Regions from separate parts of the Mus musculus genome. Here region 2 is linked to region 1. A link is a loop called in an ENCODE intact Hi-C map of the cell type or tissue named here. Cell type or tissue: left cerebral cortex. All regions are shown on one strand. Links, peaks and the distances in the headings refer to the core of each region. The heading gives the core; the rest is flanking DNA. Region 1 has its middle 10 kb from the start of Gm34535. Region 2 overlaps Gm34477 (a long non-coding RNA gene).

Region 1 (16,876 bases), core at 3,526-11,525:
TGTAGGGAAGAGCCGCTGGGGGAAGAGGGGCACGGCCTCTGGGCTGTAAAGCTCTTAGTTGTGGGCAGCGTGTGCCAGGTAGGAACTGAGGGATGCTGGGAGAACCTGGAGGTCAGGTCTCCTTTGGTGTGTAAAATATGCATAAGCATCACCACCCCTTGTCCTGGGGTCTGAAACCAAACAGATTTTCTCTCAGTTATGGAGTTAAGAACTGGGTTCTCCATTGAGAACTTAAAAAAAAATGCTCGTTGACTGAAAAAGCAGGAAGTGTGGTAGGAGTGTGGTAGATTCCTGTGGGTATGTGCTGTCTGGAGGTACTGAGGAAGACTGTCTTTCCAAGATTATTCAGGTTATCTGAAGAACTCACTTCCTTAGACTCACACTCTTAGTTCCTTATTGAATGTTGATTGAGGAACCACTATGTCCCTAGAGGCTGTTGTGAGGTCCTGCTTTTCCATGGCCACCTCACTGGAAAACCAGTAGTAACATGTGAAATGCTTCTTCTTTTTTTATTTTTTATTTTTTTTTGGTTTTCGAGACAGGGTTTCTCTGTGTAGCCCTGGCTGTCCTGGAACTCACTCTGTAGACCAGGCTGGCCCCGAACTCAGAAATCTGCCTGCCTCTGCCTCCCAAGTGCTGGGATTAAAGGCATGTGCAACCACCATCCAGCACGTAAAATGCTTCTTATCCCACAAACCTCTCTCCCTTTTCTACCAGCCAGAAGGAGACTACTTCTAAAGAGCTTGCATCATTAATTCAGGACCATTTGACCTGTCCAACATCCAGTGAGTTAAGACTTTAATCACTTCGGTGAAATCCTTCAACCCAGCACTAAGCATTGGTGTGAGACTGAATAACTGGGGTCTGGGAGTCAGGGTGATGGAGATGTTTGTCTGCTGCTCACCAAAGGAGTAAAGATGACCTGTGATAATAGAAACCAGGGAGCCCTTTGTCTTAGATTTGTCTATGGTTCCTCTAGTTGGTGTCTGTGGTTCATTTAGACCAGAGGTATGAGACTAGTTACACACACAGCATTTCATAAACTTAAAAATCACTTTGAGTTCATCATCTCAGCCCCAAACCACACTTCCATTAAAGGGTAGCATTTCATCCTTAGTCATTGCCTGCCCTGGGCCTCCTTGTCCACGAAGATAAACCCAGTGACTCACCTGGACCCACAATTGCTGTTTCATGCTCACAGGAGCAGGTGGTCAGAAATGACTGTAGCAACAATGCATGGGACCACTGAGAAGTGACCTTGCTCTCTGTGGTACCCTCTGTGGACAACGGGAAAGCCCATTAGCCCCAGAGGCTCCTGGTAAAAAAGGTTATCAAGGACAACAAAGATATTAAAACTAGAAGTAAACACTTCAAAAAAGTAATAAAAATAAGAAGAAACACCCCCCCCCCCAGAAAAAAAGGAACCTACTGGAACTAAAACATACACAAGAAGAAATCTTAGAGCTAGTAGAATTCACAGTATAGACACCAGAGAACAAGACACAAATTTGTCAATCTAGGCTACAGAAATTGGGAGCTCCAAAGTTAAGTTAGCGAAAGAAACTTGGGGTACTAGAGTAAATCACAGAGCCCATTTTGAAGAAATGACTTCCTAGATTTTGAAAAGTTAGTAAGGGATGGAATATCACAAGATACTGAAGTCACTATATTCTACAAGTTTGGAAAAATTCTTGTGTGAACATTTATACTCTTCTCTGGAAGCTGGTGGCTTGAAAGGGATTCCACTACTTTTCAGTAACAACCAGAAGTAAGAGTCACGGAGACAAAAATGGTGCGGTTTCTGGAGGGAAATTAAATGTCACTGTGAACAATGAGACCTCATGTGACATTCAAATTTTCTTGTTGTCTTCTTTGTAAAGCCTACTGCTACAGATGGAATGTTGCTTTTTTAAAAAGAATCATATATTGAATTCCTAAACCCAATGTGATAATATTAGAAGGAGGAGGCTTTGAGCCTCAGAAGGAGAGATGAGGCAAGGTCTAATCTCAAGTCAATAGAACTGCTCGAGAGCCTGACGTTCCCTTGACAACACTAGGGCCCTTCTAAGACAGGAAGGCTGGAGCACAGCCTCTCCCCTTTCCATGTAACATTGCAGCAGGAAAGTGGCCATTTGTTCTCTAGACAGTGAGATTAGATCAAGTTGCCACAAAGTTATGATCTGTAAGCTTAAGTACTGCTAAACCATCATTGATATCAATATTGTTTTCAAATTCAAACAACCTCATTATACTGGAATCTGATTCCTCTGAAGAGGTCTTGCCAGCCCCAACACCTCAGGGTTTCCTGAGAAAAGAAGTCAATGGGTATGAAGTAAGCAATAGATGGGGCCAAATCTGTTTTATCTTTGGGGATTCTTCTGTCTATAACTCTGCCATTCTAAGGTCAAAGGCTCTGGCTTCTGGTAATTAGCGCCCGCTGTTAGCACCTGAGGGTTAAGATTAGTTACTTTGGTTCTTTTCTCTTTGACTCTGTCCTCTTACTGGCCAAGGGAGAGACTTGGAGTTTCTTAATTCTTTGTTGGGGGGAGGGGGGCAGAGAAAAGAAGAAAGGAGGGTGGAAGGTAGGGAGGAAGAGAGAGAGAGAGAGAGAGAGAGAGAGAGAGAGAGAGAGAGAGAGAGAGAGGAAGGACAAACATACTAGATGAAGCTGAAGAAAACTGCACCCTTCTGTTATTATCTTCCTTAGTTCCCAGGATTATTGATCTCATGGTTTTGCAAGCATCTTTACATTTCATAATCTCATAACAAGTCTAAGACAAAAATAAAATGACAGAGTTACAGCAGAAGTGTTTAAATGTCTCTCCACTAAGACTAGTACCTGACTAAACTTTCATTATCTATCTTCTAGACCTATAAGTTCACTATAAGTTTAAAGCAATAATTTTTATGTCACAGTGGTTTTGTCAATAGACAAATCATCTACCTAGTGTCTTATTATTTTGAAGTTTTGTATAGATAAACCAGTCAATATTTTATTTTTTGTTCTTGTACCAATAAATGTCCATTTCCAGATTATAACCTTTAGTTACCAGATAATGGTTTCACATCTAACCTAGAAGGAATGTTTTCACTGAACATAAATTTGCGCCAAGCCTGCCTCCTTATCCTAGTGCAATTAGCCTATGACACATGAAGGTTTACAGAACCCTATTTGCAGCTTTTAGAGGTCTTACTTGTTTAAGATTAGAATTTTTTTTTCAAGACAGGGTTTCTCTGTATAGCCCTGGCTGTCCTGGAACTCACTTTGTAGACCAGGCTGGCCTCGAACTCAGAAATCCACCTGCCTCTGCCTCCCGAGTGCTGGGATTAAAGGTGTGCAGCACCATGCCCGGCTAAGATTAAAAATTTTATAAAATCTTTATTAAGAATTATGAAATAATAAATATGTCTACACAATATTACTACATGAGAGTACATCTTCACATTAATCTATGAAAATTCTGCCCAATAGGGGGATAATGCGCAGGAATCCTAAGGCTATCTAATTGTGACAGGAAAAGACATATCAGCAGCAAGAAGCAATCCTAGGATGAAGTCTCTTGAGACCTTGCTTCCTAGCTCACCCATCTAAAGCCATGCAAAAGGGTAGGCCATCTCAAGAAAAGTCACTTGCATGCCTTTAGTTTTTCCTAGATGGCTTCTGACAAGGTCTTACTTACCTGGACCAAAGGTTACAGCAGGATCAGAAGTTAAAGTATTTCCTAGCAAATTTCAAGGACAGCACCTTAATCACATCTGAACTACTTTCTAACTTGGCAAGAAACAAAATTCTAAGTTTTAATTTGCAAGTAGGCTATGTGCTGTGGGCCTAGTTTTAAATTGTTTTGTCTCAAAGTTGAGCATGTAGAGGAGGGACCAGTCTGTGAAGATGACAGCCTGTCCTGGAGTGAAGTGTTGCTACTGAAAAGCCATTAATGTAATACTCAAACAACTATGGTTGTTCAACGATAAAGATGTGTGGGGCAAACCATTGCTACCCTAGAAGCAGAGGGGATTTTGACTATCTAATCTCTGAAGCTTCTTGGAATATTCCTACCAATGGGGCATTTCCCATGGGGAAGGATAATTCAGTTTTTCTCTAACTTCCTGATTTAAAGAGAACTAAAATCATTTGCTCTTCCTCTGTCTCTAACAACTCTCTGGCCTCCTGGTATGTATTGTGACTTGACATTTTCCTTCCATCTTCTTACTGGTACATCAATGAAGCATGCCTACTCCTCTGGTTACTGCTAACTGCACAAATAGCTGGCCAGGCATCACGTGATCCATCCTCTGTCTTTGTCAGGGCAATTCACTTATAAGAGACAACATATGAGGAATGAAGAGGGCACCTCCAAGAAAAGGAACAAGGTTTAATCCTAAGGAAAATGAAATAATATCCACAGTTTATGTTTAAAGGAATTCAACTAGGGCTCCAAGAGTTTCAATCTCACCCTACTTTATGCTTCTCAGTTTATGAAGCAATACTCACCTTCTGTTCAGTCATAGTGAATGTTGTTAGCTACGAAATAAAAAGGCAAGTAGAATGTGGCATGCTTTCCCTGATATTTGCAGTATTCGCAAAAGGAGAGGAGGATGTGGAGGTAGTTAAGAATGGGAGAAGAAGGTATGAAAAGATTTCTAATATGGTAAATACTACCCATTGTCCCAGAGAAAAGGACATGCCCCAAGTCCCATGTGCAAGACCCAAAGCCAGAATAAGAAGAGCTACTTTCTCTAGCTGTGGCCAGCCATACCTGGGACTGGACTGGGTACCAGGAGTGGAAAATGCAGCCTCTGTGTGGAAAAGTGAATCCAGCTCCATGTGGAAAGAGTGTTTCAATCACTTATTCAGTTTCAAGCCAGGTTTTTGTCTCGTTATAGAATGAACTGCAGGTTCTCGTGCTGCATATTACACAGGGCTGCCATTCCCACCTCTGACATAGCTTCAGCAGCTGGGGTCTACAGGAAGATTCAAAGCAAAGGAATCAAAGCTGGGTCATTCATTTGGATTGTTTTTAAGATGTGTGAGTTGTAGGCTACAAATAGAAGCCGAAGAAAGTATCTGTCAAAACAGACCTGAATTGTATGCACTTCTCCCTGGTTACCATTTTGCCTTCTAATCTAACTACTCTGAAACTCAGTTCCCACTTACAAAATAGAGACAATTTCATCTTCAGAGAATAACCTGTCACCCCTTACATACCTCACTCCTCTGGAAATGAGTTTCACCATTTGATTATGACGTTAGCAGAATAAGTATTTCACATGGATGTACATAAGAGTGTTGGTAGATGAAAGGTTATCTTGAGGAACAAAGGAGAATAATGGGAAGGAGAGAGAAGAGAGAAGGAAAGGGGGTGTGGTCAGAATACAGTATATACTTGTATATACTTGTATGAAAATGTCCTTATGAAACACACTATTCTACAGAATACGTGCCAATAGAAAAAAAAAGTGTTCGTTCTTGTTTGGGAGTTTTGTTTCTAGCTTCAGGTTTGCAACCATTCCATTCCAAATTCAACCTGCAGAGGAGGAAAGACTCTGAAGGCTTCAAGTTCCTAATATCCCTATTATCCCTCAGAATAATAATAAAAAAATGTCTCATAGCACTGACCAAAGTATGCCCTGACATTTCTGTAGATGACACAGATGAGGGGCTTAGAATGCCTAAAGAGGAGAAAGAAAACAAAGGGAGGGGAATGGACAAAGAAGATGGAGTTCTGTAAAGCAAATGAAAGTGGGTATTGTTGCCTGTCTTGTGGGTTAATTAAAAAAAATATTTATATGCCCCAGTACAGTACAGGGGAACGCCAGGGCCAAAAAGTGGGAATGGGTGTGTAGGGGAATGGGTGGGAGGGGGGTATGGGGGACTTTTGGGATAGCATTGGAGATGTAATTGAGGAAAATACGTAATAAAAATATTTAAAAAAAAGAATGAAAGGAAAAAAACTATTATCCATTTATCTATCTATCCATCCATTATACATCCCTCTACCTATAAAATGTATTTCATATATATTGCAGAATAACATATGGACATATATTTTTATGTACAATATTTATAATATTATAGACATGAGTATCTAGCAAAAGTATTCATTAAACAAATGGTAGTTCCTACATTTTATCATTATTACCAAGATGGCTGTGAACATGTACAAATGATCATGTCCTTAGAGACGGATTTGTGTATATTCCACATTGCTAGTTAATGTCAGCTCTCCCTCTGCTTCCCTCATCTTTCCTCATTGTAGTTAATCTTCAGCAGAGAACACATAATCTACCTCTCATATCCTCTAACTCTGGGAGCCAACTACTAGGGCTTATACAGCAGCCTCTGGGACTATTCCCATGTGAAACCATATTTTACTTCGGGTATCCTATCTGAGCTGCTATTATTACATTTTTCAGTCAAGACAGATAGCTAGCTCTTCCCCTCCTTTCAGTTTGGGGTTTTGGTGACTGAGATGCAATCAGACCTAGAGTGAGTACTTAGTCCATCAAACTGTCAACAATGCCTCCACAAGAGCTGCAACCAGACAAAATATTACGCCAATAACGGTATGTAAAAAGAAGGGCTCTCTTTATTGGTAACATCTGGCATGTTTTGTCAGAACATTCTAACCATGTGGCCAGGCAAGTATTTACTCTGATAAATGAGCACCAACGTAACTGTGGGTACACACAGGGGCTCCCCAGTCCCCACAAGAGTCGTTCCAGCCTTCCATCCAGTAGCTTTCTTCAAGACGTTTTGTCTTTTTTCTATAATTTCAACCACATGCCTTTCCAGGTTGGGAGCTGCCTACCTCCCAACAAAACCTTTTCTGTTTCTGACAGAAAACCCAAGCTTGGACAGTGGGATCAGGAGTCTACTTCTTTATAAGCATAGTTCTGCCTAATAGCAATGCCTATTGTACCTCACCCTCCAACCAAACTCCCTCAGACTTTGGGACGGAAACTGCCTCCCTCCACATCCTCTTCCTGGAGATTGTGCCGCAGGAACAGGTAAGTTTTAGAGAGTCTCGATTTTCTCTGCCACCACTGGCTGAAAATCATAGATTTATTTGTTTTCAAAGGATTCATTTTAATGATTAGCTGAAGGCTCCACTGTAGGGACGCAGGGTGAAAGCAGTGAAGTGTGTGTCCGCTGCTTTAAAAACAGCATAGAGACAAAGGGGGAAAGAAACGACTAGAGCCAGGGTGCATTTTCAAGGAACAGTTCAGATACAATAGAAGAGTGGATTGGTTAATGAGTTAGAGAATATAAAATAATTATGAATATGAGATAATTTAAGGATGTAGACTGGAGTTTTTAATTCATGGAAAAATATAGAAATGGAGCCTAGGAAGGTAATTCAGTGGATAAGAAGATCTGAGTTCGAATCCCCCAGCAGTCATGTAAAAAGCCCAGCATGGCTTCAGGTGCCCATTACCCAGCACTAGGGAGGGAAGTCAGACATCCTGCTCTGGCCTCTCCATGTATGCACACAGGCACATGCATTTGGATATTCCCATGTATGAACCATACACCACCACCACCACCACAACAACAACAACAAAAACGACACACACACACACCACACACACACACACACACACACACCACATACTTAAATGAAAATGAGAAAATGCCATTTATCAGACTGGAAGGGATAGAGGGGAAGCAAGTGGAAAGGGATAACAAGAGCTGAGGCCAGAGTCTGAGATGTCTCACAACACCGGAGATGGAATGGTGATGCCCAGGCAGCTGGACTGAGCAAAGCTCGGGTCACACTTAGAGTCAAGTGGTTTCTAGCTCATGAACCATGAGGCTGGAAGCTGTTACTTAACAAGTGGAAAAGGACACAATAGAGAAGGCTTGAGCGATGTGCTGTGGATTACTCTAGAGTTTAAAGACATATGAGAGTGAACCAGCAAGGGTTGGGGGAGGGGAGGCAGAACAATCTCCAGCAAAGCAGCCAGTACACCAGAAAACGAGGTGTGTGGCACTCAGAAAGCCAAACTGAACAAGGACAGTGACTGACCCTGTCAAGTGCCACCCTGGGAAGGACAGAGGAAGACTAGGAATGACATTGAACTTACGGTGTAGTTCTGGGGGTGTTTCCCTGAGGCACTTAAGTAAAGAAGTGTACACAAAAGCCTGAAGGGAGTGCGGGCTGTACTGGGACCAGGGACAACAATTCTGAGATTTGTATCATGGGCAACAGGAGACTCTGACTAGAGAAAGATGGCAGGTCAAGAGGACATGTTAACACCCTATCTTTTTTGGGTATGGGTAGAGTAAGCTAGAGAATGCTTGCACATGAATGGATATAACTAATGAAGAGGGAAACTGGGGTGCTAGAGCAGAGAGAAGAGAGAATTGGTGGAGATGTTATGGCTCTACTCTTTCATTCACTAAACAGCATTGCTATATTCTTGAGAATTTTGCACAAACGTACAATGAAATATGATTACATCTACCTCCTACTTCTGTCTTTTACTCTCCCCTTCTTCTTCCTCTGGCTAAAATTTCTGTGTAGGGGTATAAAGAATGCTTACCCATTCTCCTAAAGTTCCAATGACCAACTCAGACATGATTCCACTGAAGTTGGCTCTGAAGGTCAACAAGTTTGTTCCTTATAGAGAGCATAGGCAAAGAAATTAGAAAATGTGGGCACTCCTTCCTCAACCAGCCATACCTGAGAAGCTGCACTCAGCATAGATAAGGGCTTCCTTGTAACTACCTAACTGGGTCTCTTACTCTTAACTTTCCGTGTTTCTATATACTTTAGCAGTTCCAAAAGCCATGTGCAGAACTGCTAGGTGGTAGGGAGCAGCTGGATACTAAGGAAAATACATTGTACCCTACTTAACTCTTCTATGGAAAAGATGTGGTGTAAACCATCAACAAGCCCATCTGGGATATATATGGGATATATATGGGATGTGTGTGTGTGTGTGTGTGTGTGTGTGTGTGTGTGTGTGTGTGTGTGTGTGTGTGTGTATTTGTCTCTTTTCGGTTTATTGCATGAAGGAGTTACACTAGTCCAAATTAAAAGTGGACCCCAAGTGATCACCTTATACAAGCTGTGAGGTTTTTAAACTTGTGAAAAGGGACAGAAGGGAAATTCTACTCACTGCAAGGAAATCCTCACTTGAGCTTCAGAGAGTCACAAGCTCTTAAATCCCATGAGCCTTCAGCTGATCGTCCTCAGCCAGTCCAGTCTCTATCAGGAGCTGGCATATGTTCTTGTGCTGGTCACCCTGTAGCTGAATTACTTCTCCATATTCTGGATGCTCAATTACAGTACCATTGCAGGCAAATTTCTCCTTAAACACCTTCACTAGTTTCTTTTTATCGTAATCATCAGCGATCCCTTGGACAGTGGTAAGGCTCTTCCTGCTGTTTCTCTGTTGAATTCTTAGATGGATATAATCCTCAGTGCCAGCAGGAAACAGGTCATCACCCTTACTTGCATCAGCAAAGGGGTCGAAAGAGTGGAGGTTCTGGATAGCGGACATATGACACGATTCCTTTTCCTTGGTGGAAACGGCCTGCTGAAGGCGGCTGTGGGAGAAGGTGGGCAGGAGGGACTGAGCGACGGGAAGCAAGGGGGCTCGAGGGGGAGGCAGCTGAGTCCTCAGCAGAGGCTCAGGGAGTGGGGCTGGGATAATCATTTGCAAGAGGGCATAGCTGAATGCCCTAAGGAGACAATTGCTTAACTCAGAGGACTGTCACTCATATTTCCTCCCCGTTCCCTGGGTTTTTGTTGCGTTGTTGTTGTTGTTGTTTTGCTTTGAAAAGCCACTAAATCTGCTGTCCACATGTGCATGATATGAAGCCATCCCCTGGAACATGAGAATCCTACCAGGGGCCACATCTTCCAAAAAAAAAAAAACAACAACAACAGTGATTCCCATTCTATTAACTGCCAACTCCCAATGATTAACTATCAACTTCCAATGGCTCCTCAGTAAGGGGTTAGCCTGAAGATCATCTACCCTATCTATGCTGGGATTTGGGGCTGGCTTGATATTTTGTTAGCCTTGTGACAGAAACCACAGCTGCTGTGAGCTCATGAGTACACCTCCCATGCCATGTCCACAAGACAACATGTCACGCAGCACTCCTCTGCATCCTCTGGCTCTTAGATTCTTTCCACTTCCTCTCCCAAGATGCTCTCTGACCTTGCTGGGTGGAGAGTTTTGTTTTGTGGGGGTGGTATTGATATAGGTGTCCAGATTAGAGCAGAGTCTCTTATCCTCCACACTGGGACCACTTATGCATATCTCCATTGGCAAACTGAGCTTCTCTAAATGAGATTGAGAGTAGCCTGGGTCCATGCATATTAACATAAATATTTAGAAGGCAATTTGATAGTATGACCATTTAACAAAGTAGCAGTTCCTTTTTATATCCAAAAGTGCTTAAGTGAACACTTCTGGTGTTTGAAATTTAAAAAAAAAATGTAGAAACAGAAATTTATAAAATATATCTCATTCTCCCAACCAAACTACGGTCTATTAGATGTGTCCCAAATATTATAAATGGAAACAATATGTGATAAACTTCATAAAAGAGACACCATCGAATGCAGTAAGAGTTTTGTCTTAGGGTTTCTATTCCTGCACAAACATCATGACCAAAAAACAAGTTGGGGAGGAAAGGGTTTATTCAGCTTACACTTTCCACATTGCTGTTCATCACTGAAGGAAGTCAGGAATGGAACTCAAGCAGGTCAGGAAGCAGGAGCTGATGCAGAGGCCATGGAGGGATGTTTCTTACTGGCTTGCTTCCCCTGCCTTGCTCAGCTTGCTTTCTTATAGAACCCAAGTCTACCAGCCCAGAGATGGTCCCACCCACAAGGGGCTCTCCCCACCTTGATCACTAATTGAGAAAATGCCTTACAGCTGGATCTCATGGAGGCATTTCCTCACCTGAAGCTCCTTTCTCTGTGATAACTCCAGTTTGTGTCAAGCTGACACAAAACCAGCCAGTACAAGTTTTAAGGGGAAGAAAAAAACAGAGCCAAGCCTAATACCGTAAAGGGAGCATATGTGTTATTATATGAGGATTTCCCAGAGGAAGTCATGGTGTGACACAGGGGACATATGGCTGCCCTCCCTGGCATTCATATCACCTCATTACATGTGCCACTTCTTATTTGGTTTTTCTTTTACATTGATTTGGGTCAAAAAACGACAGACTTATTCAAGAAAAATCTGAGATTGGCATTATTATGTGAGCCATCCATTATTCACTAACCAAATCATAAAATCAAAGATTATAGATAGATGTGTATATATATATATATATATATATATATATATATATTGTTGCCAAGGACAGAACCCAAATCCAAAAATAGGGATTAGTTTCGGCCACAGAATGTGGGGCAAGGGTACTTCCTGAACCCATGTATTCATCAAATTGCAGCCTCAGCAACAGACATGGCAGACCAGTTAGACCCAGCAAGCAAGAAAAAACAAATAAGACACTACAATGATTCTCCTCAGCCAGGTACCGATGGAAGAGACTTAGAGCAGGCAAGGGTGTGTGCTTGCCACTCCCTTAACATGTGTGACCTTGCCAAGTCACCCAAACCATTCACCTTAGCTTGTACCTCCTCTGTGCCTCCACTCCACACAGATGCATCAGGCGCCTTGTCTCTGGTGACTATTTGGTCTGAGTCCCAAGGAGAACCCCCAATAAGTCAGAAGAAAGCCTTACCAATTTCAGATTACCATTTCTAGAACTGATGGTTCATTTAAAAATCGTATGAATGTGTGGTCATTGCCTCGAGAACAGGGCTTCATCAGCTGAACTACAAAGAAGGTCCCGTGTGCAAATTGCCTTTAAGATGGAAAGCAGCTCTTACAGAATGAGTAGAAATCCTTGGGCGTCGGTTACAATGCATAGATTAATCCTTCCTGTCTTGTTTCCTGAGTGTGTTTTCCTGTGTGAGAGGCGCCTGTATCTCAATGTTCTTCCTCACCTCACTGGGCATCACTTCCCTGCTTCTTGTCCAGGGATCCTTCAAAGTCTTAGCCAGCGCCAGCCTGTCCTGACTAGCTAGCCCTCTCCAAGTGAAGCTAATCGACTCCCTATTAGATAGTTGGTTTGGATTGTCAGCGGATGAAAGTTAGACTCACCATGGAAACATACTTCTGAATGGGTCGTTGACATATGTGTGTATCTCCAGAAACATTGACCTGCAGAGAGATCAACCATAGACATGGGCGATGCCAGCCCATGGGTTGACCTACCTCTGTTCTGTGACTGAAGTTGCAGCTTGACCAGCTGCCTCATGCTCCTGCCAGGATGATACCTGTTCCCCTGAACCGTAAATCAAAATAAGCCACTCCTTTCTTAAGTTGCTTTTGCCATAACCACAGGAACTGTAACTGATGCCCCATCTACCTCTAAAGCCCGCTCCTCACTCGTCTCCCCTCCAACTCCCAGGACGTTGCATAGAGAAGTACACTGGCCTCTTCCTTTTAGCTCTGGGTCCCACCTCCCAGATGATCAACAGTAATCATAAATGGTTTCTGTGGTCCTCACTATTTAGACCTCCTGCGAGACAGGCAGAGCCAGCATTTCTATTTTACAAATAAGAAAACAAAGCTCACGTGTGGTTAAATTGCTCATAAAACATGCCTACCGATAGAAAGTGATAGGAGCCTGGCTGGGTCCCAGCTCTTGTCTGTGTCCTGTGTGTTCTCTAGTACCCTGTGTTCCCCCTACAGAGCATTGCTGAGTGGACAGCTGTCTAAGATATGGATACAATACTTCTCAAAATACCTCCCAAAGCCAGGTAGCTCATCCCTGTAGCCTCAGTATTTGGGAGGCTGAGGCAGGAGGATTTTCATGAGCGTGGGGTAACATGTGCTACAAAGGGTCAGATCATCAAGAGCTACAGGCTCAAATCTTTTCTCAAAAAAAGAAGAAGAAGAAGAAGAAGAAGAAGAAGAAGAAGAAGAAGAAGAAGAAGAAGAAGAAGAAGAAGAAGAAGAAGAAGAAGAAAGAATCCTCCAGGTGTTAATTTCCTATAACTTCCCCCTTGTTATTTCTGCCAGTCTACTACTACAGAGTAATGCTTTTGGGTAAATGCAGCTTTCCCCCCAGGCATTCAGTTTAAGCTCTAAATATCCTAGGATATGGTTGGCACCTCTGAGGACCCCATAATAAATGTAACTAACTTAAACTCTGAAACCTAAAACACCTAGCTTATTCATATAAAGCCCTTTAATGTTGGTGTGAGTATGTACAGTTGCATTTAGTTGCATACACGTGTACATGTATGCATGCATGTACATTTGGAGGCCATAAGACAGACTCAGCTGTCCTTTCTCAAGTGCTATCTACTTCTATGTGTGTGGGGGGGTGGTGGCATAATCTCCCCCATAGGCATGGGAAATATCTGTCTTTCTCTCCCTGGCAATAGACTGTCACAACTAAGCAATTATGCCCAGGCCATTTCAACCTGTGTTCTGGTGGACCAAAGTTAGGACATTGTTCTTTCAAGTCAATCACTTTGCCAGCTTTAGATATTATACAGACTAGATCTTGGTCTATATAAATGGGAGTGTTAGATACATGGCAGAGTTACTGTAAAGAATTTTAAGAATATACATAAAATACTGGATACACACACACACACATATATATGTATATATATAATCAATAAGTCACACAAGTTTTAAAATATAAAGTTAAATGTGATATGGGAGGCTGAGAGTTCCTATTAAATTGTTCTGCCATTCAATAACTCTATAGGTAGAAGAATAGCTGCTCTGTTAATTAATTTTCATATTTATGAAACATTGTCATTATATTATCAACACTACCCTCACAAACAAACACAATAATGCACTATAAGTTGTTCCCAGAGCAAGTAATAATAATAAAAAAAAAAACCCAGCTAGATGATAGGTTCAGTTGTCACATCACTTCTGCCATAGGATGAGCCCCAGGCGTTCCCCTGTCCAGTATCTCTTGTTCCTTCTAAACAGCAGCATCATATGCTGATGGGATGTCTTCCCGATAAAATGGACCAAGATATCAGGAAAAGGAGAGCACTGAAGATGGAAAGAGAGGGGGTGGGGTAGCATTCAAGAGGTCACAGAAACCAAGTCTGTCGCTTCCACAATGAGGTACCCAGAGGATACCCTCCCAATTAGGAGGCCCACTCCTGGAAAGGTGGCCATTGCTCTCTGTCCTCCTTGAGACACTACACTAGCTCCCTTTGCCTCACCAAAAAGTACCCCTCCCTGCTCCTCAACACCCACATCCATCATGGACCAAGTCTCTTCCCACCATTTATTGACACTCATTTTCCCGTTCCCCATGTGTGCAAACGCAGTGTGGCCTTTCTGGCAAGTGGAAAGAGAAGAGGAATGTGCCGGGGCACCCTCATGCCAAGTGCTAGAATGCCCAGTACTGTGTATCACTGCACGTAATGACTTGAGAGAGAAAGAGACAGACAGACAGACAGACAGACAGACAGAAAGACAACAGATCATCTCAGGCAGAGGCAACAGAGAAGCAGCACCCATATACCACCCCCTCTCCCCGTTGCAACCTAAAAAAGGACAATCAGGTTGTCTTCATGTCCAGAGAGCAGAGGTCAGCTCCAGAACGAGGGAGGTCACTGTCGAAAATGGGCTTCAGGACCCAATTATGTCCCTCATGACATTGGTTTGCAGTGCAGAACCAATTTGAAAATGTGGCATGATCAGCAGTTTCGCCCCAGGAGAGTCCAGGACCAGAGGAAAGGGGTGTCATAAATCAAGCCTCAGTTGCCCTGAGTGGGAGCCCCGGGCTGGACTAGGCCAGGCGGCTGTGAGGCAGGATTGAGATGCATTGGCTGAGCTGTGACGGTGACCCCCAGACTGAAATAATTGGGGTTGGGGGAGGTGCATCATGGGTCAGACTAAAGGGTGGTGAGAGAATATAAGGGGTGGGGACTGGGAGGAAGAGCTTTCAAAAGGCCTGCCTAGACAATGACAGGCTCTGGTCAGAGTAATTATCTGCCATGTTCAGAAGTACTGCATTCACTTTTAAAGGACACACATACGCACAAGCCACACAAATACACAGGCACAAAAGGGAGAAAAACCCTCCTGAGAGAAAACAAAGTATGACTACTATACAGCAAAAACAGTAGATCCCAGAGGGAAAGGCGATTGAAACTTAGGAACTTCATTCCAAAGTAAACAGTGCCCTCTAGAGGCACGAGGCTCACATGCAGGTGAAGTCAAACAAAAGAAGTTTCGGCGGAAGTGACCCTCGAGCTTTAGATGGCCTGGAAGGAGGACGATCCCATGCATTTCCTCTTCAGACTGAGTATCCATCATCCTTTCCCCAAGGCAGGTTTACTCCAGTGACTGTGAGGATGCCTTTAGCTGAACACACTTGCCAATGGACTGCTGTGTCATGGGAAGTTTCATTTATAAAATTGAGTGTATGTGTGTGTCTGTGTGTGTGTATATATATATATATTTATATATGTATATATATATATGTATGTATGTATGTATGCAGAGAGAGAGAGACTTCAGGATACTTTGTAGCGTAAATATTTTTGAAGCCTATATTATGACATATTCTGTCAATTTCCTCAATAAATCTAAATTCAAAATTGATCTCACAAGTGCCAGGCCAAGTGATAAAAGGCTAATAGGAGACCATTAAAGGCAGAGTTCATTGAGTTCCCACCATGAATCTCTCCAGAAGCAGAGTCTACTCTGGTCTCCCTTTCCAGGCTTCTAGTTAGACGTTTACCACACATCTCAGCCACTTCCTTACCAATGCCTCCCTCTCTCCTCCCTTTTACACAGCTGTCCCTATTGGGGAAAAGAAATCCTAGCTTCAAATAACCAGATGCAACCTCAAATTGAAACCCACTGGCATCAGGCCACATGCACAGTGATCTGAGATTCCATTGTGTTGTCACATCATGGCTGACAGTGACCTTCTCATTTGGCTGGTGGAAGGAGCCATCAACGTAGTCATGGGAGATATCCAAGTTGGTGTCCAACAACAACAAAAAAAAAGTGTCTCTTCCTTCCCTTCTATAGAGAAATAGCAGAGACTCCAGCCACCAATCTCTTCCTCCTGGGTCCACACTGCATCCCAAATGCCACCAGACAGGTACCCAAGTCATTGTCACCCAGCCACCCATCCCTACTACCACCATCAGCATCTGGTGAAAACAAACTTCTCAGGCATTTAATGTCCCTTTCAGTCCTCGTTCTATTGCACCTTCTAGCTCACTGCCTTCTGGAACATTCTAAGACAGACCATCTGCCTTATGAAGGCTACCTCACCCATTTCTACTCCCCTCTGCAAAATTCAAAATGTCTACCATCTCTCTCTCTGCCAGACTCCAGACTCATCTTTGTTGAGGTCTCTCCAGCTATTCCCAACCTTTGATATCTTGACCAGTTTGGACTCTGGAGAATTGAATCAACTTATTCCTACAGTGTTGGGATTGAGCCCAGGGCACCCAGGAGCACACATGCTGAGAAAGTCCCTTCTACCGCTGCCCAGCCCCTTTTCATGCCTTATTAATTTAAAATTTAAAACTATATAAAGAATGATGCACATCTCTAAGTATGGACATGGAAAGATGACTGCTTCATTGGTGACTTGAGGGAATAAATATAATGTGTATTTTGAGCCACTTTTGTTTTAAAAAAATACACACACACACACATGTGTGTACACATCTATAAACACACAGTTACAATGGACAGGGATGGTCAGGAGTTTCTACTTTTTAAACATTCTATGATTTTGGGATTTTTTAAACATTTTTTCATTCTGTCTGTATATACTTTTTGATTTTAGAAAAACAACATTTTTCAAATAAATCAACAAACATTCACT
Region 2 (16,876 bases), core at 3,745-11,744, 76 kb before region 1:
AATGCTGTGACCCTGCGGTGGAGCCTCTTGAAGAAGAAGGTGCTTTATTGCCTCTGTCAGGCATTCCCTTCTCAGCTGTGATTCCTCACAGCCTTGGTGGTTTGCATACTGCAGCTAAACATTAGGCCATAATGAATGACAACTCAGCCACTCTGCACACTGCAGAGAGAAGCTGCCATAATTGGCTCCCCCATCGCCTTCCCATCCCCCTCTGCGAAGGCAAGCAGGCACCAAGCAGACACTGCCACACTGATGCAGAGGGACTGAGAATCCCACATGCTGTGAGGGTGCCCAGGGAGTGTGCCCGTGATGGGTTCACATGCATCCCAGAGACATCCCAGAGGCACAGCCCTTCCTTCCTGCTCTCCTCTGACTCAGGGAACAGAGCATGAGAGTGTCCTGGGTCGGTGAGCCAGCTCACCAGACTTCTTCGCTGTGTTATGTCCAGGTTCAAGAGAAGAGCCACAAGAATGGTTAGAGCAAAATAACTGAACAAATTTGATTTTATCCCCTGTGAGATATAGCTAGGGTTTTTTTTTTGTTTTGTTTTGTTATTTTTGGGATTTTGGGGGGGTGTTGTTTGGTTGGTTTTTTATTTTTTTTTCTCTCGTCAAACTAAGTGCCACGACCTCTGTTCTAGATTTCTCTTTCCACAAGATATACAACCTGGATAGCTGAGTAACAGGGAGCTGAGTTGCAAATTGTCATGCTAGCCGTGATGACTGCACATAAGACCAAATATTAGCTGTAACTATTTTATCAAACTTAAAATCAAGCTGTTAGTTGTCTGTTCAGTTGCTACAACAAAGTGACCTGACAGCAGTAACTCGAGAGAGGAAGTGTTTATTTTAGATCACTGCTCCTGGGGTCAGTGAGTCAGGATAGGGAAGTCAGCTGGTCCAGTCTGATCTGCACTCAAGGAGCAGAGAGCAGTGAATGACTCTGCCCTTTCATTATTTTTCCATCTGGTCAGGCAGCTAGGGTATGCCTTTCCTTAATTAGTCAGATCTAGAAAACCCCTCATTGATATACCCAGAGATTTGTCTCCGAGGCAATTCTAGATCCTGTCAAATTGACGATCAACTTAAACTATCAAGCCATGTAAATTTAAAAAAAAAAATCATCTTGTATCAGTCTACTATTCAAAGGCCCACGTGTAAAACTTTCTTATGTTACGACAAGTCCTACTTTCTGTATTCTGAATTACTTACTAAACAATAGCCTACCCGTGAGGCTTCGATGTTTGCATTTCATTATAAACCAAAGTAACTAGCAAAAAACTAGAAACTCTGGTAATGAACAATGTTAGCCTGAGGGGATTTTTTAATGTTGAGTGGAAGGTAAGATGCTCAGAGACAGAACAATTGCCTTCTGGGAGAAGTTTCTTATCTGTTCTGTGCAGCTACTAGAAATTCGGCTGGGATTCTCATTTGATTGCCTTGTTTTGGATAGTCTTATGTGTGATGGTCCTTTCTCTTCATAATTCATGAATAGTGTGAATGATTTGAAAACAAACCGATAGCAAGAACTTATATAGACACTTATAGCTAGCTGCCCGGCACAGCTGTTGAGACAAAAGGCTCCTGAGAGAGATTCCCGAGTTCACTTAAGTATTGTAGATTACTAATGAAAAAGGTAATCTAATTAAGATTACTAATGAAAAAGATAAGAAGATAATCTCAGTTCTCTCAGAATAAGCATGACCATTGGACAGCCAGGTGATAGGAAGAGAAGACTTGTGTCAGAGAGCTGGCAGAGGCAAAGGGAGAGATGGTTTGCCATTCAGTTGACTGTCAACTTTCTATATAGTTGGTCTGAAGGTTTCTCCCCTCTTCACTCTTCCTGTGGAAGCCTCACTTGCTTGGAAATTAGAAATGTATTTAAATAAATTGTTATCTTTTGCCCATTTTGAATATAGATATTGACAAGGGATTAGGTTTATCTAAGGAGATACGCATGGGCATCTTCCAGTGAAACCTTCCAGATAAGATCCTACAAGGCAAGGCAAAGCTTGAGCCTCTTTGCAATGTTTTCTGTCTCTTCTCCTCAGGTGAAAAATAACTGGGATGACTGGAGATACACCAGGCCTGTGTGACACAGACAGAGTCATCCTGAGGGACAGAAGCCAATGCCGGCTGCCAGGAAGATCAGAAGTAAAGCACCAGATGTCCTTGGACTTTGTGCGACCACGCCCACCCACCCCCATCCCCCACAAAGCCTTCAACGTGCTTTTACAGGAAAGAATAATCTTCAGCTTGTTTAAATATCTTTGTCAAGTCTGTTTTCACAGATAAACACAATCCTTTACAAACACCAAAATCAAGACTTTCATTTTTATCCCTACACTGAGATGAAAGATCATTGAGAGATTTTTTTTTCAACACATGAATAACAGGACTCAATTTACATATTTAAGAATCCAATTGCCAGATGAGGAATGGGTTGAAAGAGGATAAGAGAAAACTAAGAAGTCAATTAAAAACATGATGCCTTGGTTCCAACTAGAAATAAATAGAGTTTGTAGCAGCATCAGTAGGAATAGTGAAATGGAGCCAAATTCAAAACATTGTTTTGGTTTTTTTTCTTTTTTAAAGAGAAACACTTTAAGTTATATATGATGTGTTGTTTAGCCATCAGAATCCTTGTTGGAGTTTTATTCCAACCTTCATAGAACATAGTAGAAGCCCAGTAAAGAAGAGGGCATAGCAGAAGTTAGCTGCAGTTTTTCAAGATCTTTATCAGATATCACAAGACACAAGCAGACTAACAATGAGTAAAGAAGCCAAAAAAAGAAAAAAAAATAGCAGAATATGGGAGACATTTTCCCCCAGTACAATGTTTTTCAACCTTCCTCATTTCCTAATGCTGTGACCCTTGAATACAGTTCCTCAAGATGTGGTCATTCCCCAACCATAAACTAATTTTTGTTGCTACTTCATAGGTGTAAGTTTGCTACTGTTATAAATGGTAATATAAATACCTGATATGCAGGGTATCTGACATGTGACCCCTGTGAAAGGGCCACTTGATCCCCTCCCCCCAAAGGGTCATGACCCACAGGTTGAGAACCATTGTCTCAGCAGCATCTCCTGCTCTCAGTGGGTAGGAAGGCAAAGTTGAAGCCCTGATTGGACCGAGAAGAGCCAAGTGAGCACACGTCCTTTTGGATTCTATACCAACCGCCAAAGAGCAGACACAACAATGCCTAACTATGTAGCATGACCCAGGGAAATGCCAAACTTCCTTAAACCTTTTTAAAATTTATTTTTAAAAGTTGTCACATATGTATGTACTATATGTTGAGCATAGACCTCTTTCTCCCCTCTTTGTTTCCCTCTCCCTCTTCTGTCTGTCCTTTTGCCATCCTTTAGATAAAGTTATTTCTGCTTTCAGGCCACATACACATATTTGATTTTCTGCATCAATAAAGGGACCACAAACGGAACTATGACTCACTTTTGTTTGGGCCAACAGCAGATTCTGAAGGCTGGCTAAACCACATACAGAGAAAAATGTCATCCTAAGTTCAAATTATTTCTGTGAATTTTCTTTTCAAACAGTACTCACATGGCTCTTAATTGAAGCATGCCTGAGCCCATGTGATAGAAAAAAAGAATAAAGGGATCGCAGGCAGCCATAGACTTCTAGAAGAAAAGGCCATTCTGTAAACTGAGAAGGGTGTTCTCCAGGGAGGATATGTGCACTTTTAAATGTGTGTTTGGCTTATAATCTGCCCCCAACACCCGATAATTTAGAAACATTAACAGTGGTGAAGGATGAATATAAATTTCTTACGTGAGATTGAAATTTTAGAATGCTTCTCAAAACTGGTAGGACAAGCTAACTACTATACATCAGAAGGACACATGTCAAATTTGAACATCATCATCAAGAAACTTTCTGGAAAATGTTTAATCAGCTTACAAAGTAATAGATTTCAACGTCGGGTTTTCATACATATTTCATTTTCATTGATTGCACCTCTGCTCTCTTGTCATCCCTCTGCCCTGGTTCCCTGCCATATCTTTTCACCCTCCTTTATCTATATTTATTTCTACCTGGATACGTTTATTTAACAATTAGATGATAAGATCTTCATGTGAGAGAAAACATATAGTGCTTCTCGTTCTGAGCCTTTTATAACATTTTCCACTTTCACCTATTCTACTGAAATTTTCATAATTTTCATTTTTCTTTACAGCTAAATATAATTCCGTCTATGCATGAATGTCATGATTAATCAACGTTTTCACTGACGTGTATATAACACTGGACAAATAACTGTGAAGTACAGTGTTCTCTCAACTGCTCAAAAGTATTTCCCAAACCTGACCAGAGGGCCATCATCAGCAAAGTCTAAAACATAGGAATCATGCAGAAATCGCTTCTGTGTGTGATGCCTAACACTAGACGTCTATAATAAAAGAGAATTCAGCCTGTCATACATGTTTTAGGTAAGATGCAAATCAAAAAGGAAAACTTGCTGGAAGTTGGAAACCATGAATGCTGATGAAAGTGTAATATATGAAACTTACAAAGCTGGATGGCTCTATGGGTGAGGATGCTTGCCAATAAGTCTGACAACCTGAGTTCAGTCCTTAAATCCACATGATAGGGTCCTCTGACCTTCATATGTGTGTCATGGTGCATGTCCACAGGCACATATACATCCAAAATAATAAATAAATGTCATTTTAGGAATAGTGGATGCAGCCAAATATATGACTAGAAGTAAATGCATAGCCTTAAATGTATTAATAGATGATTAAAAGCTTCAAGTCAAAGAACCAATTATACAGCTGCAAGGTCTTGTTATTCCCATGGCATAGGAGGAAAAAAAATAGAACACAAAACCAGAAATTGATGAATCGAAAATCACATACACAGCATAGCACCAACAAAACCAAAAATGCAACTGTTGAAAAACTAATGAAATTAATTATCCCTGGAAAAATTGATCAAAAGAGAAAAAGACAGAGAAAGAGCCCTTATAAACCATGGAGAACAGACATTGTCAGATATACATTACACCCACAAAGTACTAGTACAACTTTTCAATTTGAAATTTTCAATTAAAATCATCTATTCATGGAAAAAATGCAAGCTACCCAAAGACAATAAAAACAGAACATCTGAATTCCAGCTTGTAAATCCAAACCTCCTGCAATGCAATCACCAAGCCCAGATGGCCATAACAACTCATCCCAACCACTCCAAGAAGAAAAGATGCCAGTATAAATACGCCCCAGTACAGAGAAACAAGTTTCTACTTCATTTTGTAAACATATAATCTGGACTTTAAAAAACCATCCAAGTCATTTTAAGAAAAGGAATTTATTGGTCCATCTTTCTCTAGAATATCTTTCTCTTGAAGAATGCGATACATATACAAATATTAAATATTACTTTAAAGTAGCAACAACAGGTGACTCACACCTTAGACACTGGGAACCCAACAGTAGCTCCATTGTTGAACCTGGGAGCCTCTGGAGAAGTCCTACAGTGGCTGTCTCATACTGGAAAAGCCAGTGACTTAGTAGTTGCTCAATCTACAAGGTTGCGAACCTTGGCAGTCCCAATTTGACACCAGAACCACAAAAGTTCCTGGAGATCTCTGGGTCCTTAGTCCACAATGGAAGCCTAGAGGCACTGATTCTGATATCAGGGAAGGAATGGGCAGCAGCAGCAATAGGGAGCAATAAATCAACGTGGAGGCTAGTGGGGAGACCAACGAGACAAGAAATGGTCCTCTGCCATGCCCTTTCATTGGACTGCTACCAGTAGGTGCAGTCACCACCAGGGTGAGTCTTCCTTCCCACATCAGTTAAGGCAACCAGGACAGTTTTTCAGTTGAGGGTCTCTGAGGGAGTGATTCTTATTCATGACAAGAGAACATAAAAACTAACCATAACAGATGTTAGAAACATCTCAAAACAACCCACCTCCACTTCTGTCCACAGAGAGGCCTCACTGCCTTCCTTGGTTGACTCCACCAAAATACATTGATGCTTTCAGTTGAATCATCTTTCCCTCTTGAGCCCCAAAAGTAGTTAGACAGACAGACAGACAGACAGACAGACAGACAGACAGACAGACAGATAGATAGATGATAGATAGATGGATGGATGGATAGATAGATAGATAGATAGATAGATAGATAGATAGATAGATAGATAGATAGAGCAGGCTGTATAGAGCATTAGTGAACGATGTTTCTCTCTCTCTCTCTCTCTCTCTCTCTCTCTCTCTCTCTCTCTCTCTCTCTCTCTCTCTCCCTCCTCTCTCTCCTGGAGTCATTTTAAGTAACATAAATATTTTTAAGATATGGGCTTATACTCTGGGGAGATAGATCGGTCAATACAAGGTTTATATAGCAAACACTAGAGTCTGAGTTCTGTTCTCCAGCACCCATGTAGTTCTGTTCTCCACACCCAAGAGCTACAAGTGGGAGTGAGAGCTGGTAAGCACTAGAGAGGCAGAGCCAGAGCTCCCTAGCCAAATCAGTGAGCTTCAAGTCCAGTGAGTGACCCTGACACAAAATAAGTGGCTGAGATTGATCGAGGAAGATCCTGATTATAGCCTCTACATGCATATGCATACACACAGACATGTATACATAGGTATGCACACACAGAGAGAAGAGAAGTGCACATGGGGTGAAGACTGTGGGATACAACTATGAACAAATGATTGCAAGCAAATTGGGAAGAAAGAAGGTGAAGGCATACATAGAAGCAATGAGAGAAAAGACTTTGTGGGTGGCTGGAGCATTGTGACTCACACATACTGGAACAAGGGATTCCTTGTGGCTCTGGGGGCAGGAGATATAAAGCACTGGGGGGATGAGCATGAGTATGCAGTGGTTCCCACATGGCTGGAGAAGAGTGAAAATGACTTTAGAAAGGAGAGAACCAGGCATCGTGGCTCACAGGGGTGAGATGAGCTGTGGACAGAACAGGTGTGCTAGTGAGGACTCCACAGTCTCAACCTATGACTCCCGGGGGGTTACACTTCTTTCTTTGCAGAGCAACTGCAGAAATGCTTCTGAGGCTTCCTGTGGGATACCACCGTGATACAGCTGCTGTGGAAGCTTGTCAGATGCCTGTCTGCAAAACTTCCTCAGAATCTCAGCTTCTCAGTCTGACAGACAAGACAGACTGACAGACTGACAGACTGACAGACAAGAGGAGATGGTTCTGTGGGCAAAGCACTTACTGTTTAAGTCAAAGGGGCTGACCTTGGATTCCCAGAACCCCTGTAAAGCTGGACACAGTGGTGAGCATATCTAATTCCGTTGCTCCTGTAGCAAATGGGCAGAGATGCTGAGAATCCTTGGAAGTCATGGGCTGGCTAGCCTGGCACACATGGTGGTAAACAAAAACCCTGTCTCAGGCAAGGTAGAAGGCAGGCTCCAGCACTTGAAATTCTACTCTGACCTTAATACACAGGCTACAACACACACACACATACACACACACACACATACACACACACACACACACACACACACACACACACTTAAATATATAAACACACAGAGAGAGATTTTTTAAACTTTTCTATTGAAAAAAATGTTTGTGCAGTATTTTTTGATTATGTTTTCCCTCTCTGCAATCCCTCTCAGATCTTACCCACCCAACTTTTATGTTCTTTTTCTGAAGAAAGATATTTTTAAAAGAAATATGGGAAGCTGGGGAAAACCCACTTTGGGAGGAAGAAATAACAGTACATTTGTTTTTTATGCAAACAAAGTAGCTAAAAATAATTGTCGCCTATCAGGTTAGTTTTCAAGGGCTTGAAGGTGAAGGTGAGAGAGGCTAAACTCAGCTGTCAACTTCTGCTCCACAGAGCTGAAGTCGTGATATCCACGGATGCACATCTCATCTGTCTGCCCTAGGGAACAGCCTGCTTCAAAACTCACTCACTCAGCAAAATTCAGTCCCTTATGGTTGGTGGACTTCTTTATTTCCTGCCTTTTGAAATGGCTACTTCAAATCCTGTAGGCATGGTGAATCATGGTGAAGGACCCAGGTCCCATTCATTCTTCAAACCCTTTCTGTAGAGAATGTGTAGTTCTCTCTCTCTCTCTCTCTCTCTCTCTCTCTCTCTCTCTCTCTCTCTCTCTCTCTCTCTCTCTCTCTCTCTCTCTCTCCCTCTCCCTCTCCCTCTCCCTCTCCCTCTCCCTCTCTCCCTCCCTTCCCACTCTCTCTCTGTCTCATTAATTAATTTATTTATTTACTTTACATCTCAACTGAAGTTTCCCCTTCTTCTCAGACAAAGGGGAGGTCTCCTATAGCTGTCACCTGTCTTGGCATATCTAGTTGCAGTGGGACTAGGCATCTCTTCTATTGTGGCTAGACAAGGCAGCCCAGTTAGGGGAAAGGAATCCAAAGACAGGAAACAGAGTCAGAGACAGCCCCTATCCCTGCTCTTCAAGGTCCCACATGAAGACCAAGCTGCACATCTGTTACCTATGTGTAGGGGGCCTCCTAAGTGGGTCTTGTGCATGCTCTCTGGTTGCTGGTTCAGTCTCGGTGGACCCCTATGGGCCCAGGTTAGTTGATTTTGTAGGGTTTTTTTGTGGTGTTCTTGACCTCTCTGGCTCCTCAATACTTCCTCTCCCGTCTTCCATGAGATTCCCTGAGCTCTGGCTAATGTTCAGCTCTGGGTCTCTACTTCTGTTTCCATCAGCTGCTGAAGTCTCACAGATGACAGTTATGCCAGGTTCCTGTCTGCAAGTACAGCAGAGTGTCATTAATAGTGTCAGAGGTGGGCTCTCTCCCATGAGATGGGTCTCAAATTTGGCCAGTCATTGTTTGACCAGAGAATAGAGTCTTAATAGAGGGATTACTGATTAGAGTAGACCCACTCTCATTTATTTTAATTCTACCAATCTAAGATCTTAATTATATCTTTAAAACTAAAATGAAGATACTTCAGTTGAAAAGTGATCTAATAGGTAGAGAGAGAGAGAGAGAGAGAGAGAGAGAGAGAGAGAGAGAGAGAGAGAGAGAGAGAGAGAGAGATAAACTATTTGGTTGGGACCTTACCATTTCTCTGATAATTGTATCAGTCACAGACGGGCAGTAATATAGCCAAATATATAGATAAGATATAAATGCAGACAAGTACCTGCCATCCTCTGGTTTCTACATATTTGGGATGCCACTGCTTTTTCTCATCCCCTTATTTTTAGCCTATATGTATCTCTTAAAAGTATAAGCAGCTTAACTTAAATTCTACCCATACAGATACCAGACACACTGGGTTTCTCTACTGATGGTTTTCTTCTGTTTCCATTTGAGGTAAATACTGACAATAATACCTTGTTACTTCTATTTCAAATTTTCTCTGGCTGGTTGCTTCTTTCTCTTCTGTTTTCTTTATGATAGAGTATTTTTATAGTGTTTCTATTGGTATGTATTTATCTATTTCTTCCTAATGTGGATATACAAGGTTTTTTTTTTTCTTGGTAGAAAAGACACAAACCTATCATAGAGTGATCATACTTGTAGTGGTCTATATCAATCTGATAGGTTAAATGACTATGCAAAAAATCTATACTGCATTTGTTCCCGTATTTTATATGATTAATGTCACAATTCAAATCTTTCATGAATTGGATGCCAATGATTATTATACATATGGTTATTGTTTAATGCTCTTGTCATCAATTTTCAGTGAGATATACCTCTGATACTGTGTTGGAGCATTATAAATCATGCTTCATTTTTACTTTGCAGTGAGTTTTATGTTTTATAAGCCTCCATGTTGATAGTTAGCATCCTTCCAGCTCAAACCAAATAGCTTGCTTTCTCATGGTTCCTAGGTCTAGTAGAAATGAATGTCCACAGATTTTGGTTGTCTGAGAACATCATTATCTCTCCTTCATTTGTGGAGGAAGTCTTGTAGGGGGTAGTATTTTCATTAGCACATTAACTTATTACCCCACTGTCTCCAGATCTGGGGACCCCTATGACATTGTTTCTTTAAATGCACTCTTGTCTCTCTTTGCTCCTTTTAAGACTGTCATAATGGATCTATGCATTATACTTATATGCTAGTTTCTTACAAAATAAAGTCCATGCTTACCTTATCTACTTAGTGATTTCCTGGAAGCCACATCAGCTTTTTATAAGAAAAAAACTAATTCTTTTTTATTGTTTCTTATTTTAGTTTCCTGGTTTTTAGTTTCATGATACCTGTTGTGGATGCTGCTAAGCATTACCATCTGCCTATGAGTTTGACAACTTATAGAAAATGTCCAAATTTCTTGGACAACTTACCCAAACTACCAAAATGCATTTCTGTACTGATAAAAATAGCCATATGTCTATTAAATTAGTTGATAGTGCTAGTAATTCCTTCCCACAAAGGAAGCTCCAGCTAACAATGACTACATTGTAGGCTCTAGCAAACAGTTAAGAATAACCTGTTACTAAATTTGTACAAATACTTTTAGAAAGTAAAGGCTGGCCATGCTTCTCAACCCACTTTATAGTGCCAAAAGAAACCTAATTTAAAAATTATTAGAAAATAAACCAGAAAAGCCAGGACCATTTCAACATGAAGAAAAACATTTTAGAACTTTAATGGGAAACTACAATATACTCTCTAGAATAACTCCAGTTAAACAAGAAACAATAATGGTCCAACAACTGGAGGCTTCTTGTGGTCCTGATCAGAATTTTGAAAGTTGCAACCTCTTTGGAAAACATTTTGCTGGTTTCTTACAAAACAAAGCCCATGCTTACCATAGGGATGCACCAATTCCTCTCTTTGGTAAGAGCCGTCTAAGTGCAACATAAATAAGCAGTCCCATATACAATGAGAGAATCCTGAGTATTAAAAAATGACATCTTGAATATGGATTAGAGCGTGAGAGTTACAAAACTCTGATGATAGCCATAAGAATAACCATCTATGATCTCATGAAAATGAAACTATAAACCAGAGAAAGCTGATCTGAAGTGACAGAAAGCCAAGCTGTGACAAAGCTGTGTCAAGGGGCAGAGTGACTGCTGTACAGGGTCACCAAGCCTTTTTGAGATGACAGGAATATTTTGCATACAAGCTAGGGGCAGGTAACAGCTACATGTTCCTTAGGCTTTTACTCTTGCTCTTGTGTTAGTGAGCTAACTCTGAGACAAGATTTTCAGTTGAGAAACTCTCATTGTTATCTGTAGCTTTATGTTTCACTTTTATTGTCATTTGTTACCGTGTGTTTTAACTTGATTAAGACCCATTTACCTACCCATGTGTCCACAAGGGACCTTACTTTCATAAACTCCCAACTTTTATTCTGTATTTCTTCTTGTCATAGGAAACTTTAGAATGCCAGTCACCTAGACAGAATCTCTCAGCTCACCCTAGAAGCCTCACTCTTCCTAATAGCCAACTGGTTGCTAAGCCCTATTCATTCTACCTACTATATTTTATACAATCTGCCTTTTTTTCTGGTATGACTCAAACTGAATATAAGATGAAGCCTATTTCCCATTGTTCCTTTGAGAAGAGGGAACTCTAACACGCTCACTTCTGTGTACTCTGATTATTGACTAGAAGGAACAATAATCAACAGAAACTATCAGATAGTTGAGTTCAGAGTCTCAGACATCAGAGAAGGAAACACAATGGAGATGAAGCATGGGTTTGAGCTCCCTTGAGATATAAGGTGGCTTAATTCGTGATGGTTTGAGGACTTACTGGTGACCATAGGAGCCCACAAGCTTCTATTTCTCAGTAGGGAAGATTTACTGCTAATATCAGGAATTTGAGAAAAAGAATTTGAGCTCTGAAAGAGCTGTGTTGGAGAACTGAGATGGGGGAATGAGAAGGGATTTTATGGCACAGCTCTAGAAATGGCATGAAAGGGAATCATGAGAACTGGATGGGAGGGGCCAACTCCCACCAAAGGACTTGAGATGTATTTCAGTGGCTGTCCTGGAAGGAGAGAGACAAAAGGCTGAACATGCTTCTGTCCCTGATAACCCTGGAGTTCAGACAGCATGAAATGGGAGGCCACAAGAGCAGAGTGAAAATGTGAAACAGAAGCAAGATTGAAAACCTGTGAGAAGATGAAGGCTGATGGGAAGATAGAAACCCAGAGAGGCACTGACAGGTAAGAGTCATAGTCAAGCATACAATGACCTATAACTTGGAGGCACTGACTGTAATTTCAGAAATGACAACAAGACCACTGAATTGCCTCCAGATCGTAAGTGGCTCAGGGGTTGCCAAGACCTTTTACTAAATATCCAGGTCATTTTTTTAAAGACTGAAATGACAGGAGCAAATAGTCATGTCTTGAGGAAAGGAAAAGTTGTAAGCCAGAGGGTCACTAAAGAAGGCAGTGAAATGGCTGATCTATGAGTTGAGGGGAAGACTCTTTTATTGTAGAGAAGAGAGAAAGAATATTCATAGGCAAGAGTCCAGAGCAGAGAGATAAAGAAGCAGACTGGACATGGCCAGGGCTATCTGTGAGTGAAGCCAGACTAGCAAAAGAGCGAATCCCCAGAATAGTCTGGCCAGCAGGAGAAACCTTGTCATTACATAGAGAACAAAGAGCTGGAGCTGCTGTCTAAGGGGAGGACTGCTCCTGAGCAGCCACTGCCTGGGAATTAGTCTAGTGGGGAGGAGAGAGGGAGGTGAAGAGGGTCAGGAGGATCCTGTGAGCTCTGAAACGTATGACAAGTAAGTGTGGGCGTGTGTACACATGAGTGTGAGTGTGTGTGCACATGCATGTATAGGGACTAAAAGGACTTACATGGGCTTGATATGCAGCCCCAGCTATATCCAGGAAAAGTACCCCTTTCTGGAAGATAGACCTCCCCCCATTTTGCAGGTTCCTGAGAAATGGTAATTGTAGGCTTTTAGCAATCCTTCTAGAGTCCAGCTTGAGCTGAGCCAGGACTGTCATTTCTAGACGTAGGAACTGCCTTTTGGAGTCTGGTGAGTTGCAGTTGCCTCTGGACCTCACAATGGTATGTTAAGAAGGGCCTGGTGGTACAAGTCTTTATTCCCTGAAGAGACCTCTGGGGGCTAAGTTCTAGGCCAGTAGGGGTAAATATATAAGACCCTGACCAGTAAATAAATAAATAAATAAATAAATAAATAAATAAATAAATAAATAAATAAATAGCAATAGTAGAGAATGTGTTAATTTGAGAGGATTAGAATTTTCCAGGACACTGATAAGTGGATATTAGCCCAGAAATTTAGGATACCCAAGATATAAGATACAATTTGCTAAACGCATGAAACTCAAGAAGAACGAAGACCAAAGTGTGGACACTTTGCCCCTTCCTAGAAATGGAAACAAAACACCCATGGAAGGAGTTACAGAGACAAAATTTGGAGCTGTGACAAAAGGATGGACCATCTAGTGATTGCCATACCCAGGGATCCATCCCATAATCAGCTTCCAAACACTGACACCATTGCATACACTAGCAAGATTTTGCTGTAAGGACCCAGATATAGCTGTCTCTTGTGAGACTATGCCGGGGCCTAGCAAACACAGAAGTGGATGCTCACAGTCAGCTATTGGATGGGTCACACGGCCCCCAATGGAGGAGCTAGGAAAAGTATCCAAGGAGCTAAAGGGAACTGCAACCCTATATGTGGAACAACAATATGAACTAAGCAGTACCCCGGAGCTCTTGTCTCTAGCCGCATATGTATCAAAAGATGGCCTAGTCAGCCATCACTGGAAAGAGGGGCCCTTTGGACTTGCAAACTTTATATACCCCAGTACAGGGGAAAGCCAGGGCCAAAAAGGGGGAGTGGTTGGGTAGGGGATTGGGGGGGTGTGGGTATGGGTGACTTTTGGGATAACATCGGAAATGTAAATGAAGAAAATACCTAATTTTTAAAAAATCCAAAAAAAAAAAGAAAAAAAGAATTTTCCAGGAAATCTAATAGAGCTAGAAGACAGACACTGCTCCAGGGCTTGGTGTGGATGCTGGCTGTGGGTAGATGCTGGCTGTGAGTGTAGTGGCTACAACATGGGTAAAGCACCCAGGATTGGCCCTGGAGACCTAGACTTGACTGAGGGGGCAGTGAGAGACTGGAGAAACTTATTCCTATATGTTTAGAAATCAGAAGGCCGGGAGAGTGTGGTGTGTGTGTGTGTGTGTGTGTGTGTGTGTGTGAGAGAGAGAGAGAGAGAGAGAGAGAGAGAGAGAGAGAGAGAGAGAGAGAGAGAGAGATGTAGGAAGTATTTAATGGACTGAGATTTTCAGCCTAGAACTTTTGAAATTCCTTTTCTTACAGAATCAGGCAGGAAATGAGATCAGAAAAAGATATTTCTTGTTCCCTTAAAAATAAAAAAAATTAAAAAAACAAGTACTTGCAAGGAAGTCTCTAGAGAAGCAGAGTCATTTTTACCTGTGACAACTTCACCTTGACAGTGTTTCTAGGGTCACTGGGGACATGAACTTCCTGCCATTCACATAGGTCACACTTGCCTGGAAAAGAATGCAATTAGTGTCCTTTATTGATGGGCTCACTGGCTCACACTGAAACACAAATGTGGTCTCTGTGACCTTTGTCAGCTCCTATGTCTAAATGCTAATGAAATAGGACTTGAGATTTGAGCTGTATTTTTTGTTTAATTAAATTTGTTTTTGCTGGTTTTTCTTACTTCTTATTTTTCTTACTTATTTTTTTAATCATAAGTAGAGGTCAGGAAGATGGGCAGTGACATCAGGGACTATTACTGAGCTGCAGCCTGAGAACAGAAGCTGGGAGACACACAGAGAAAAAGCAAAAGGCTAGAAACAGACAACAAAAAGAGAAATCTCCCAATTTGTGAGAAGCGGAAGTGTTATCCTAGAAATGTTAAGATATCTCCACCCACAATAGATTTAAGTTCAATGTTGACTACAGTGTCTAATTAGTAAGAATTTCTCAAAAATAAAGTAGAAAAAAAGTAATAGAAATACAGGGGACAGGAAGTAGGGCTAGAGACAGAACTCTCTAGCACCCCAAAGACCCAACACTAACTTTGCCTTCTTGGAAGCCAGGCAAAGTGGGAGCCTTTGAATGGTTATAAGGAAGGAAACATGCCTAGCTCTTCTCAAAAGCTGTTCCTGAACTTAATACTCTCTCAAATCTCAAAAGAAAAGAAAATCAAAAAATAAAATAAGTACATTTAGGTAGACAGACATGAAAGTAAATATCTCACCTATATCCCAAGATTTTTCTACTCAAATCCTGAGGTTAGAATTCCCATACAGGACTTTTCTCCCATTTATAAGCTGTTGACTATTCTGGTGCAGAAAGTGGGGTTGATGCCCTGTGCTTTATGTACCTTTGTTACAGCTGGTGGACTATTACCAACATTCAAGAATGATGTATGCTAAACTGGTGCAAATATTGAAACCTTTTGGTAATGAGTAGACCACCTATTACTTATTGGGGCAATGTCACTGGATCCAAACCTCTAGCATACAATGGGTGGGATACCAAAAGATATAAATGTGATCTTTAACATTTGATTAGGAAAAGACAAATGCTCTTGAGAATCAAAAAGGCAAGAGAGAGAGGAGGGAGAGAGGGAGAGAGAAAGAGAGAGAGAGAGAGAGAGAGAAACAGATCAAGTCAAGTAAAAGATGGGATGAGTGAAGAAGGATGGGGATTTCAAGGGCAGATCAGAGAGCAACACTAATTTCCATGGGTGGCATGCTCTGGCTAGATGTTTGCTTTAGAATATTACTGTGGCAGCATCATTAAAGATGGATTTGTGGGGTTTGGCGACAAGGAAAAAAGACAGATGCATCTTCTGTGAACCAAAGGAATTCAGTGGCAGTGAGGACAGAGAGCAGATAGACCACGGCCATCTGGAGCAAGTCTCCTGTCAGAATCCAGTGACTGATTGGAAGGGCTGCCAAGCAAGAAAGAGTTAAGCACAGAACCCAAGAAGTCTACCCAGGGAAGCTGCTTATATGGTTTCTCTACTCATTGATATTGGGAATATACATGAAGACACAGACTTCTATGCTCAGTGTTACCCAAGATTTGCAAATATACAAAACTGTGTCCCTGCCTGATTCCAATTCTATTTTCTCTTCCCTATTTCCTTTATTGTGATGTCCTTAAATGGTTTCACTTCAAATTTTTATTTAAAATAATTTGATGGCCCAACTTGCCAGATTACCTTTATTTTAGCACCTCTGAAGAGTTTATAAAAGTTTCATTTCAAATAAGCATAGATAGCCCAAAGCAAAGATTTTTCAGGTGTGTGTGTGTGTGTGTGTGTGTGTGTGTGTTAGAGAGAGAGAGGAGAGAGTGTGTGTTTATGTGTATGTGTGACTGTGTGTGGTGTGTGTGGTGTATGTGTGTGTATGACTGTGTGTATGGTGTGTGTGTGTGTGTGTGTGTGTGTGTGTGTGTGTGTGTGTGTATGCTCATCTCTTTTTTCACTCTTCCCCCTTTTATAATGAAATGCTGCTAAGAGATGATGACAAGTCTTAAATGTTTTTAGAAACTAGTGAGGTCTCTGAAAATGCTTTTGGAGCTACTGGAAAAAAAAAGCCACATCTTTTGCTTGTCTCTAGGGACATTGCACACAAAAGCATTGGATGACACTGTCTAGACTTGCCAGTTCTGAGCCTTTGAATTGTATTTTTTTTTTGTTTAATGTGCCTCTGTAAAGATTTCCAATTTTCTGAACATTGGATCTCTCTGCTGGAAATCTCTTAGGCTCTCTGATTCAGGCCTTCGTTTGTGAGATGTGGACACATTTCCAAGACTGTGTTCAGCAGCTCATTTCCAGCCTCATTTGGCCCAGACAGGAAGCTAGCTTTCCCCAAATTGCAGGTTCTCCCAGGAAAAGGCTTCGCCACCCCTGTCTGTTTTACTTAGTCTCCAAAAC

What was found. A loop is a pair of places that touch in the nucleus more often than their neighbours do. Peaks named below come from ENCODE experiments on the same cell type or tissue, not always from the same donor. Only the 100,000 strongest peaks of a DNase experiment are listed, where the experiment ranks them.
Region 2: a loop joins it to region 1, with 2.2 times the contacts of the local background. A loop is called at or near these places in 3 of 42 quality-filtered maps.

Annotation. Positions count from the first base shown.
Region 1 is chr1:169,444,363-169,461,238 of GRCm38, forward strand. It overlaps the pseudogene Gm5265. Among named protein-coding and RNA genes, the nearest start is that of Gm34535, 10 kb to the right of the region's middle. In left cerebral cortex, for the core only: no CTCF peak of the experiment used is centred there; no DNase peak of the experiment used is centred there.
Region 2 is chr1:169,368,096-169,384,971 of GRCm38, forward strand. Gm34477 (a long non-coding RNA gene) reads left to right here. Exons shown (of 3, transcript XR_373695.1): 3 at 2,051-2,188. Among named protein-coding and RNA genes, the nearest start is that of Gm34477, 12 kb to the left of the region's middle. In left cerebral cortex, for the core only: no CTCF peak of the experiment used is centred there; a DNase peak (open chromatin) is centred at 6,764.